2 separate regions of the Homo sapiens genome follow, and region 1 is linked to region 2. A link is an interaction called in ENCODE POLR2A ChIA-PET data of the cell type or tissue named here. Cell type or tissue: Panc1. All regions are shown on one strand. Links, peaks and the distances in the headings refer to the core of each region. The heading gives the core; the rest is flanking DNA.

Evidence for each region. Peaks named below come from ENCODE experiments on the same cell type or tissue, not always from the same donor. Only the 100,000 strongest peaks of a DNase experiment are listed, where the experiment ranks them.
Region 1: POLR2A ChIA-PET joins it to region 2 with 10 read pairs; 24 of 35 experiments call an interaction of 5 or more read pairs at or near these places.

Annotation. Positions count from the first base shown.
Region 1 is chrX:24,063,626-24,069,009 of GRCh38, reverse strand. EIF2S3 (eukaryotic translation initiation factor 2 subunit gamma) reads right to left here. Exons shown (of 12, transcript NM_001415.4): 7 at 4,675-4,809; 8 at 2,918-3,012; 9 at 902-1,046. Among named protein-coding and RNA genes, the nearest start is that of EIF2S3, 11 kb to the right of the region's middle. In Panc1, for the core only: no CTCF peak of the experiment used is centred there; no DNase peak of the experiment used is centred there.
Region 2 is chrX:23,788,230-23,793,613 of GRCh38, reverse strand. No RefSeq gene overlaps it. Among named protein-coding and RNA genes, the nearest start is that of SAT1, 7.7 kb to the right of the region's middle. In Panc1, for the core only: no CTCF peak of the experiment used is centred there; no DNase peak of the experiment used is centred there; H3K27ac peaks cover 1,171 bases.

The DNA.
Region 1 (5,384 bases), core at 66-5,065, 280 kb before region 2:
AACTGTTTCTTTACCAAACATTTTCTTCTTTAATCTAAAGGTACAACACCCCTTCTAATTCTCACTGAATCTTTCATTTTTCTGGGTATTGAGTAATACACTAAGTTGTAAGGGACTAGAAAAGTTTTTAAATCACTTCAGTAATTGCTACACAAAGAAATTTACTTTCTTTTATTTCTACCTCATTGGAAATACGACCTGATATCATTCAACTGACATTTGTAGGTAATTTTCCATTTGCAAAATATACATAAAAGCAACCATGGCCGGGCATGGTGGTTCACGCCTGTAATCCTAGCACTTTGAAAGGCCGAGGCAGGGGGACTGCCTGAGCTCAGGAGTTCAAGACCAGCCTGGGCAACACGGTGAAACCCCGTCTCTACTAAAATACAAAAATCTTAGCTGGGCCTGGCAGCATGTGCCTGTAGTCCCAGCTACTCGGGAGGCTGAGGCATAAGAATTGCTTGAACCTGGGAGGCAGAGGCTGCAGTGAGCCAAGATTGCACCACTGCACTCCAGCCTGGAGGACACAGCGAGACTCCATCTCCCAAAAAAAAAAAAGGCAACCATTATCTAGCACAAAAATCATGTTAACAAAAACATAAGTGTAGGTAAATATCTTACATGATAAGTCATCAAATTTATTTTTTTATATTGCTAAAAAGGAGTTACTCTATATTTGATCAAAATGTATCCTTTGTGTTTAAAAATAATTTTTACAAACCCATGAAACCATCTTATAACCTAAAACAAGAGCTTAACCACATGATTGTTCCCCACCCTACTCTATTATTAAAATACCCAATTAAAAATCTGTAATATGTCCCTTTTGGTAATCCATCCCCCATGAAAAGTACCACAAATAGCCACAAATTAAAAGAGATGAGAAAAAAATCCTTACCAATAAGACCGCCTGGAGCAGCATATTGCAGATCATTATGCTCCGCAAAAAGTGATACAATTTTGGAAAAGATTGGTTTACACATGAGTTTTCCTTCACTATCTTTGGAAACAATACCAGGTCTTACTTCTATCTCCTGGCCCACCTGTAAACATATAATTAGTAATTAGAATTACTGTGTTACGCAAAATTATCATTTACCTATCAAAAGTTCCAACAGGGACTGGGTGCGGTGGCTCACATGTGTAATCCTAGCATTTTGGGAGGCCGAGGCGGGTGGATCACCTGAGGTCAGGAGTTCGAGACCAGCCCAGCCAACATAGTGAAACCCCGTCTCTACTAAAAACACAAAAATTAGCCAGGTGTGGTGGCACGCACCTGTAATCCCTGCTACTCAGGAGGCTGCGGCAGAATTGCTAGAACCTGGGAGGCAGAGGTTGCAGTGAACCGAGATCGCACCACTGCACTCCAGCCTGGGTGACAAAGAGAGACTCTGTCTCAAAAATAAAATAAAATAAAATAATAATAAAGGTCCAACCGGAAGACCATAAAACTGAAAAGGCAATCATTCCTGTATTTCAAAGATCATTATTCTTAAAAAAAAAAAAAAAAAAAGATGTGAACGAGACTGTCAAAACCAGAACCATCCAACTGTTGTTAACTACCCACCACACAAGTCTATTACCACATCAAATGTGCTCCATACTTACAAGTCTATAAATTTTCAAGTCAGACACATTCAAAAGACATAACAGAAAACAAAGAAATATAGCTGGGCGTGGTGGCTTATGCCTGTAATCCCAGCACTTTGGGAGGCTGAGGCAGGCAGATCACCTGAGGTCAGGAGTTAAGAGACCAGCCTGGCCAATATGGCAAAACCCCATCTCTACCAAAAAAATTAGCTGGGCGAGGTTGCGAGTGCCTGTAGCCCCAGCAAGTCGGGAGGCTGTGGCAGGAGAATCATCACCTGAACCCAGGAGGTGGAGGTTGCAGTGAGTCAAGATCATGCCACTGTGCTCAAAAAACAAAACAAAAAAAAAACTATTATCAGAGCATGTAAATTAGTATAGCTACCATGGAGAACAGTATGGAGGTTCCTTGAAAACCTGAAAATACAGCTACCATATGATCCATCAGTTTCACTAGTGGGTATACATTCACCAGAAAGGGAAGCAATATTATCAAAGAGGTATCTGCACTCCCATGTTTATTGTAGCACAGTTCACAATAGCCAAACATGGAATCAACCTAAGTGCCCATGAACAGATGAATGGATAAAGAAAATGCAGTATATAGGCCGGGCAAAGTGGCTCACGCCTATAATCCCAACACTTTGGGAGGCCGAGGCGGGTGGATCACTTGAGGTAAGGAGTTCAAGACCAGCCTGGCCAACATGGTGAAACCCTGTCTTTACTACAAATACAAAAATTAGCTGGGCATGGTGGGGGGTGCTTGTAATCCCAGCTACTTGGGAGGCTGGGGCAGGGAGAATCGCTTGAACCCAGGAGGTGAAGGTTGCAGTGAGCTGAGATCGCTCCAGCTTGGGCGAAACAGCAAGACTCCGCCTCAAGAAAAAAAAAAAAAAGAAAAGAAAAGCAATGGCAGCATATATATATATGCAATGAAGTATTATGCAGCCATAAAAAAAAATTCTGCCATTTGCAGCAGCACATCTAGAATTGGAGGCCATTTTGTTAAGTAAAATAAGCCAGGCACAAAAAGACAAATATCACACATTCTCACTCATCTGTATATGTGGAAGCTAAAAAGGTGGATCTCATGAAGGTAGATTGTGGATTCAGAGGTCTAGAAGGGTGGGAGGAGTGAAGTTTGAAGAGAGAAAAAAAGAATATTAAAAAAGAGAACTCTACATCAAATACCAGAAACCATGGAAAAAATTTTATTTTTCAATTTGGATTGTCCATACTTTTTTTCCTGATTAAGACAAGGATAAAACAAACAAACAAACAACAAAAAAAAAAAACCCAAAATCACAACAACCAAAACCCATTTTACCTTTAATACTCCTTTTAGGATACTACCACCAGCTACACCTCCCTTAAGGTCATCAACTTCACAGCCAGGTTTGTTGACATCAAAAGATCTAATAACTAAAATAAAACAAATTAAAGTCAGTTCTGTTAATCTTAACTTTAGAAGAAATATTATTTTCCATGTTAATGTTTCTAAAATAGTGGCCATTTGAGATTTATACCAAAGGGGTGCCTTTTTAACAAAATCTATTATTATTCCAATGATTAAGCAGTCTTACTTATGATGGAAAAAATGAAAGTAACTTAAGTTTATTAATAAGTGGCATATAGGGTATACCAGTATTATAGAGCATCACGCAGCTATTAACAATGTTAGAGCTATATGTAATGATCTGGAAGGATGACCCTCACATACTGTTAAGAAAAGTTATAAAAATTACACGCATAATATAATCCCACTTCCATAAAGAAAAATAAAATAATCAATGTCTGTATATGGATTTTTTTTTCCCTCTATCATAGAGGCTGGAGTGCAGTGGCACAATCATAGCTCACTGCAGCCTCAAATTCCTGGGCTCAATCTTCCTGCCTCAGCCTACCGAGTAGCTCGGACTACAGGTACACACCACTGCACCCAGCTGTAATATTTTATTTTTTGTAGAAATGGGGTCTTCCCTTAATGCCCAGGATGGTCCTGAACTCCTAGCCTCAAGCAATCCTCTCACCTCAGCGTCAGCCTCCCAAAGTGCTGGGATTACAGGTGAAAGCCACCATGCCCAGCCTGTGTATATGTTTATACACGATGATATGAACAAAGAGAAAAGTGTGGGAATAATGGACACCAAATGTTAACTTTGCTGACTTTAGGGCTAAGGAACTAGAACTTGAAGACAGAGAGATTATGGACATTTTCTTTATAGACCTCTGTAACTCCTGTAAGAACAATTCAGCTTTATAACTATAAAACACTAGGACTACATGACCTGCACTTCGGAGACTATTTCCTACTAAACACCAGAAGCTCGGATGAAAGCCAGAGGAGCTCAAATGTCTGTTTCGAGAAGGCTACTACATCCCCGTGTAGGAACCACAAGCCTAGGTGATCAAATTATACCAGTATCAGTTCTTCGTTAATTGAACAACAAAATCATCTGTAAATGTTTTAGTCAGGAAGTTCTAACACCCTAAAACATTATGATTCCATGGAGAATACTGTATTACTCCATCTTGATCATGTACCATATATTAAGCACAGAAAGGTTAGCAGTTGTTTTTGGGTTTTTTTGAGACGCAGTTTCACTCTTGTTGCCCAGGCTGGAGTACAATGGCGCGATCTCAGCTCATTGCAACCTCCGCTTCCCGGGTTCGCGCCATTCTCCTGCCTCAGCCTCCCGAGTAGCTGGGATTACAGGCACCCGCCACCATGCCCAGTTAATTTTTTATATGTTTAGTAGAGACAGGGTTTCACCATGCTGATCAGGCTGGTCTCAAACTCCTGAACTCAGGTGATCCACCCACCTCGGCCCCCCAAAGTATTGGGATTATAGGCGTGAGCCACTGCGCCCGGCTTAGGTTAACAGTTCTTACTGTGTTCAGGACTCTGTCCCTCATTCAGTAATACAATCTAGCACTGCCAATACAATCTCAGAATTGATTTCAAAAAAATTGTATGAATTATCACCTCTGCAGAAAGAGGAAATATTAATAAACATCCTTGAAGAGGAATCACCAATGTGGAAAAGATCAGATTAAGAGTTAAAGGCAAATCCTATCACTTACCAATAAGCCGGGGCTCTGAAGTAAAGTCTCTTGGGGGTACTGGAATTTTCTTTACTATGTACTCACAAACAACTTCAATATTGTATTTCAGCTGAGCTGAAATTGGAATAATGGGAGCTCCCTCTGCTACTGTACCTATATGACAAAATTTAGAAAGATCAAAATTATACAGTTTTATAAAATTTATTCTATGTATCTGTTACATAAAACAATTAAGATTACTATAATAAAATAGATGCCTAAACCCCATATAAATGTCAGCAACAAGTGGAAAGTGGATAATTCTGTTTAGAAAGATGGCAATATTGTTTGTTTTTACTCCTGAAAATGAATACAAATCCCTGTAAGAGAAAATTTGTTACATTATATTAGTAGACATACTTAATATTAGTACAATGATAAACTTATTTAAATAAAGAAAATACTAACATTCCTGTGAAAGAGCACTCTACTAGTTGAAAAAATTTCTAACAACATGTAATTAATCTCCCAATAAATGTCAAGATAAAATTACAGACTCTGCTAATCAAAGACTGCTGGCATATATACTTTTTTTTTTTGGAGATAGGGTCTCGCTTTGTCACCCAGGCTAGACTGCAGTGGCATAATCACGGCTTGTTGCAACCTCCACTTCCCAGGCCCAAGCGATCCTCCCACTTCAGCCTCCTACATAATAGCTGGGAACACAGGTGTGTGCCACCAAGCCCAGC
Region 2 (5,384 bases), core at 161-5,160:
TGTGGATGTAGCTGTTTTGAAGCCATTTTTATTGTTGCTGTTGTTATTGATTCACTGGATAAAAGAAAGCAGTATAAACAAACACTGAGGTGGAAGAAGACAGTGTTGGCCCACAGCTGGTGGAACACTTCCTCAGGAAAGCCTGGAGTGAATGCCGCCACTCTCAAGCCCCACTTTTAAAAGGATCTCCCTGCTGTGCCTGTGTTATTATCAAAACAGAGAACTGTGAACACCACCTGCTCCCAATAAATGTTGTTTCCCCTGGGAACCGCTGAAGCTCAGAATTACCTAGCCATTGATGTCAGGTCTGGGGGAGGAAATGTACTAGATGAGCCTGGGACAACTTAAAAGGGAAGAAGTTAACAAAGGCTTCTGGGGTCGAGTCCAAAGGACTCAATTCTGGAGCCAACTTGAAGAAGCTTTCACTGGACAATTAGGGAAATCTGAGCTTCAATAAGAAAAAAATGGCAAGTAATTAAGACACAGGAAATGCTAAGAGTCCTTGAGTTAATAATGATACTTCAGGCTGGGCGCGGTGGCTCATGCCTGGAATCCCAGCACTTTGGGAGGCTGAGGCGAGAGAATTGCTTGAGCTCAGGAGTCCAAGACCAGCATAGGCAACTTGGTGAAACCCCATCTGTATATTATTTTAAAACATAATAATGCTACTTGAAAGGAAAAAAGCCTAATTGGAAGATGCTGGGGGGCACTAAATTCATTCTTTTGAAAACTAGTAAATAAAAGGGAGTAATTAAGCATTTATTCTGCCTCTTCTGGGTGAACTGTGTACCTCAAGGTAACAAAATGTAAGATGGGGGAAAGTTATCTTATTTTAATAATAATAATTATTTTTTATAGAGACGGGGTCTCATTATGTTGCTCAGGCCGGTCTTGAACTCCTGGGCTCAAATGACCCTCCCACCTCGGCCTCCCAAAGTGCTAGGATTACAGGTGTGAGCCACAGCACCTGGGTGGAAGTTCTCTTTATAGAAGTATTCTAGGTGATAAATAAAGAAGGAATGATAGAATGTCACCATTTTGCAAGTCCTAATGAATCAGCAGACCTGAGTATTGCTATTAACAACGGCTAGCAGCACAGAGAAGACCAGGCATTATTTGCTTCTTGAGGGGAAAAACATCACCTATGAAATATTCTTGCCCAAAACTCAAACTTGAATCTGATCAAGTCTTATCTCTAATGCCTTTGGCACTTTTTTTTTAACCTAACAAAAGCAGGCAGTATTGTATACTGGTCATAGCAGGATTTTTCAAACTTGAGTAACACAGACTCCTTTTAAAAGAAAAAGAATTATCCGGCCGGGCACGGTGGCTCACGCCTGTAATCCCAGCACTTTGGGAGGCTGAGGCGGGCAGATTGCCTGAGGTCAGGAGTTTGAGACTAGTCTGGCCAACATGGTGAAACCCCATCTCTACTAAAAATACAAAAAAATTAGCCAGGCGTGGTGGCGTATGCCTGTAATCCCAGCTACTCGGGAGGCTGAGGCAGGGGAATCGCTTGAACCAGGGAGTTGGAGGTTGCAGTGAGCGGAGATCGCACCACTGCACTCCAGCCTGGGCGACAGAGCAAGACTCTGTCTCAAAAAAATAGAAAAAAAAAAAATTCTCACAGACCCTCAGTGGTGTTTGAAATTATTTTTATTACTATAATTATACACTAGATGTGAATATTTTGTGTTTACTGCTCCTCTATAACTGTAAAACCAGTATCCATTTATAAATATAATACAAACAAAATTACCAAACTAATAACATTCACATGAACAATGCTGATTTAATGCGATGGAAGATGTTTTTCTGTAATGAAGTTGCTGCTTGCAAAGGAACATGGTACTGACTGCTTGGGTGGATATTCTTTGATTTCAGCACTGTATGGAGTGAGATGACAATTCTGCCTTGTTTTCCAAAAACTTTTGAGAAGGTTCGTCTTTAGGCACTGTGATATGACTTCACTTGGTTTTGCTTGGCAAGAGCCAAGGTGAACAGCATAAACACAAACTGAAATGGTTGTACTAACAATTGTGACTAAGATTCAGTTATAAGCTGCAAGCTGCTTATCCAGATATCAGTGGGTCTCAACCCTGACATCACTTTTTTTTTTTTTTTTTTTTGGAGACAGAGTCTCACTCTGTTGCCCAGGCTGGGAGTGCGTGGTGTGATCTCGGCTCACTGCAAATTCCACCTCCCAGGTTCAAGCGATTCTCATGTCTCAGCCTCCCAAGTAGCTGGGTTTACAGGTGCATGCCACCACGCCTGGCTAATTTTTGTATTTTTTGTAGAGGCAGGATTTCACCATGTTGGCCAGGCTGGTCTTGAACTCCCAACCTCAAGTGATCTATCTGTCTCGGCCTCCCAAAGTGCTGGGATGACAGGCGTGAGCTGCTGCACTGGGCCCCTGGCATCACTTTGGTATATGCATAAAAACAGAAGTAAATTAGAAATCTCTTGGGCCGGGCGCGGTGGCTCATGCCTGTAATCTCAGCACTTTGGGAGGCCGAGACGGGCGGATCACGAGGTCAGGAGATCAAGACCATCCTGGCTAACACGGTGAAACCTCGTCTCTACTAAAAATACAAAAAATTAGCCAGGTGTGGTGGTGGGCGCCTGTAGTCCCAGCTACTCGGGAGGCTGAGGCAGGAGAATGGCGTGAACCCGGGAGGCGGAGCTTGCAGTGAGCCAAGATCACGCCACTACACTCCAGCCTGGGGGACAGAGTGAGACTCCATCTCAAAAAAAAAAAAAAAAGAAATCTCTCTCAGGATGGGGCATTAGTATTTTTACAGTGCTTTCTAGGCCATTCTAATGTGTAGCCCATACTGAGAATCACTGCTTTTGATTATCCAGAAAATGCTTATACTGATTATTCTTTGCAGTAGAATCACACAGAAACACCATATTCAATCATTCTTATAGAAACTGTGAGGTCCTGTGAGACTATGGCAGGAAGCCCCAGGGGTTTGAGAAATTGGTTTGGAGCTTGATTCCCAGGTCTAGTTGTGTGGCCTTGGGCAACTTAACTTCTCTTAGGTTTAGTTTCTCATTGTAAAAAGAAACTTATAATTGTACCAATCTCATACAGTCGTTGTGAGAATTAGATGAGATAATAATGTATACAAAGTGCTAAACTGAAAGCCTGGTTCCTGATTAGTGCTTAATAAATGTTAGCTCTTATCACTAGTTTTTTTCTTTTTCTTTTTTTTTTTTTTTTTTGAGACGTAATCTTGCCCTGTCGCTCAGGCTGGAATGCAGTGGCGTGATCGCGGCTCACTGCAACCTCCACCTCCCGGGTTCACGTGAGCCGAGATCGCGCCACTGCACTCCAGCCTGAGCAACAAAAGCGAAACTCTGTCTCAAAACAAACAAACAAACAAACAAACATGGCACCAGTCAAGGAAATAGAATTCTAGGAGCAGACATGGTCACCTGCAGACTCAGAGGAAGGCCATGGCTGTCACAGTCAGTGAGGAAGTTGCTTCACTCCTAGCAGGAGAAGGTGGCTGGTTTCCCAGGGCCTGGCAGTTCCATCAGTTGCTGGTGAGCAGCCACCTGCTTCAGTGAACCGTGATGAGCATCATCCATTCTAGGCCCTGCTGGGTCCCCAGTGGAAAGGAGACTCACAGGAAGGGGTAGAGTGGGTCGAAGGCATTAATAAATCATTAGGTTTCTTCTGAATTGCTTCTTCAGCATTTCTGTAAAAAAGACTCTACTTTCTTTCCCTAGAAAGACTACTGTGTGGAATCTAAGCGGTTGATGATCTTGGACTCTGGTTTTCCATGTTTATCATTGTTTGTTGTTTCTTTTCAGATAATTTCCCCGTAACATGTTTTCTTACTTGCCTGGTGACTTCAAACTTTATAGATTTGCTTTATAGTTCAGTTTTTAAAGAGGTCTCTTTGTAATTGAGTTGAGCTAGTAGTGGGCTAATGCTGTGGTGTTTCAGCTTCTTCTTTTTTTTTTTTTTTTTGAGACAGAGTCTCACACTGTTGCCCAGGCTGGAGTGCAATGGTGCAATCTCTGCTAACTGCAACCTCCACCTCCTGGGTTCAAGTGATTCTCCTGCCTCAGCCTCCTGAGTAGCTGGGATTACAGGGGCCTGCCACCACCCCGGGCTAATTTTTTGTATTTTTAGTAGAGACAGGGTTTCACTATATTGGCCATGCTGGTCTCGAACTCCTGACCTCGTGATCTGCCCGCCTTGGCCTCCCAAAGTGTTGGGATTACAGGCGTGAGCCACTGCTCCCAGTTGGCGTTTCAGCTTCTAAATTTTACAGCTGGCTGGGCGCAGGCTCATGCCTGTAATCCCAGCTCTTTGGGAGGCTGAGGGGGGAGGATCATTTGAGGCCAGGAGTTGGAGACCAGCCTGGGTGATGTAGCAAGACCTCATCTCTACAAAAAATTAAAAAAAAAAAAAAGAAAAGCTGGGCGTGGTGGTGCGTTCCTGTGGTCTAGCTACTTGGGATGCTGAGGTGGGAGGATTGCTGGAGCCCAGAAGGTCGAGGTTGCAGTAAATTGTGATTGCACCACTGCACTCCAGCCTGGGCAATGGAGTGAGAACCTGTCTCAAGAAAAAAAAAAAAAAGAAAACAACTAAAAACAAATAAAAATTAAAATAAATAAAATTTACACTTAAGGGGCTTCTTTAAAGTGGATACAAAACTTCATAAAAGCCTTCATCTTCACAACACTGGGCCTTTAAGGCTAAGTTCTAAGAAAGATGAGGAAACAAAGAGTTATATTGTAACTTGGTGGTTAATTTAATTTATTCCTATATTTAACCACAGTCAGCATGTAGTTGTTTTCCTCTAAGAGGCTCACTTTCCAAAACACAATTTGCAAAATATCTTACTTCTCCACAAGGCTCTTTGTGTTTAGTTACCCTTTCATTTTTGCCAGAGTTTCTCTTATGTAGTTACTTGCCTGCCTAATAGGGCCCCTGGTTGATCATTGACTCTGTAAGCCCATTTTCATGGCATGCTCTCTGAGCCACCAATAAATCCCAAAGCCCTCCTGTATTAAATATAATACAGGGCTACATTTTTATATGTGGCTGCCTTCTAATCTAGGAAGCCATAACAGACACTGATACAAAGGCTTGCAGGACAACATTACCTTTGACTGAGGAGCTCAGTACTGATTTGCTGGAGAACTCAGAGAGATACAGAGCATTGTTTTCAGGTATCTGACTTCTTTTGGAAAACATTTATCTTGGACATTAGTCTACAGTGGTTCTTATCAACTACTGTTTTCATTATTGTGGAAATTAGTCGGTTTAGGAATTTGGGCCAATGTCATGAATAATGAAAGGAGTTCACATATCTAGGGGGAAATGGTCTTTTTCTTTTTCATTTCAGTCCTTAAGAAAGCAC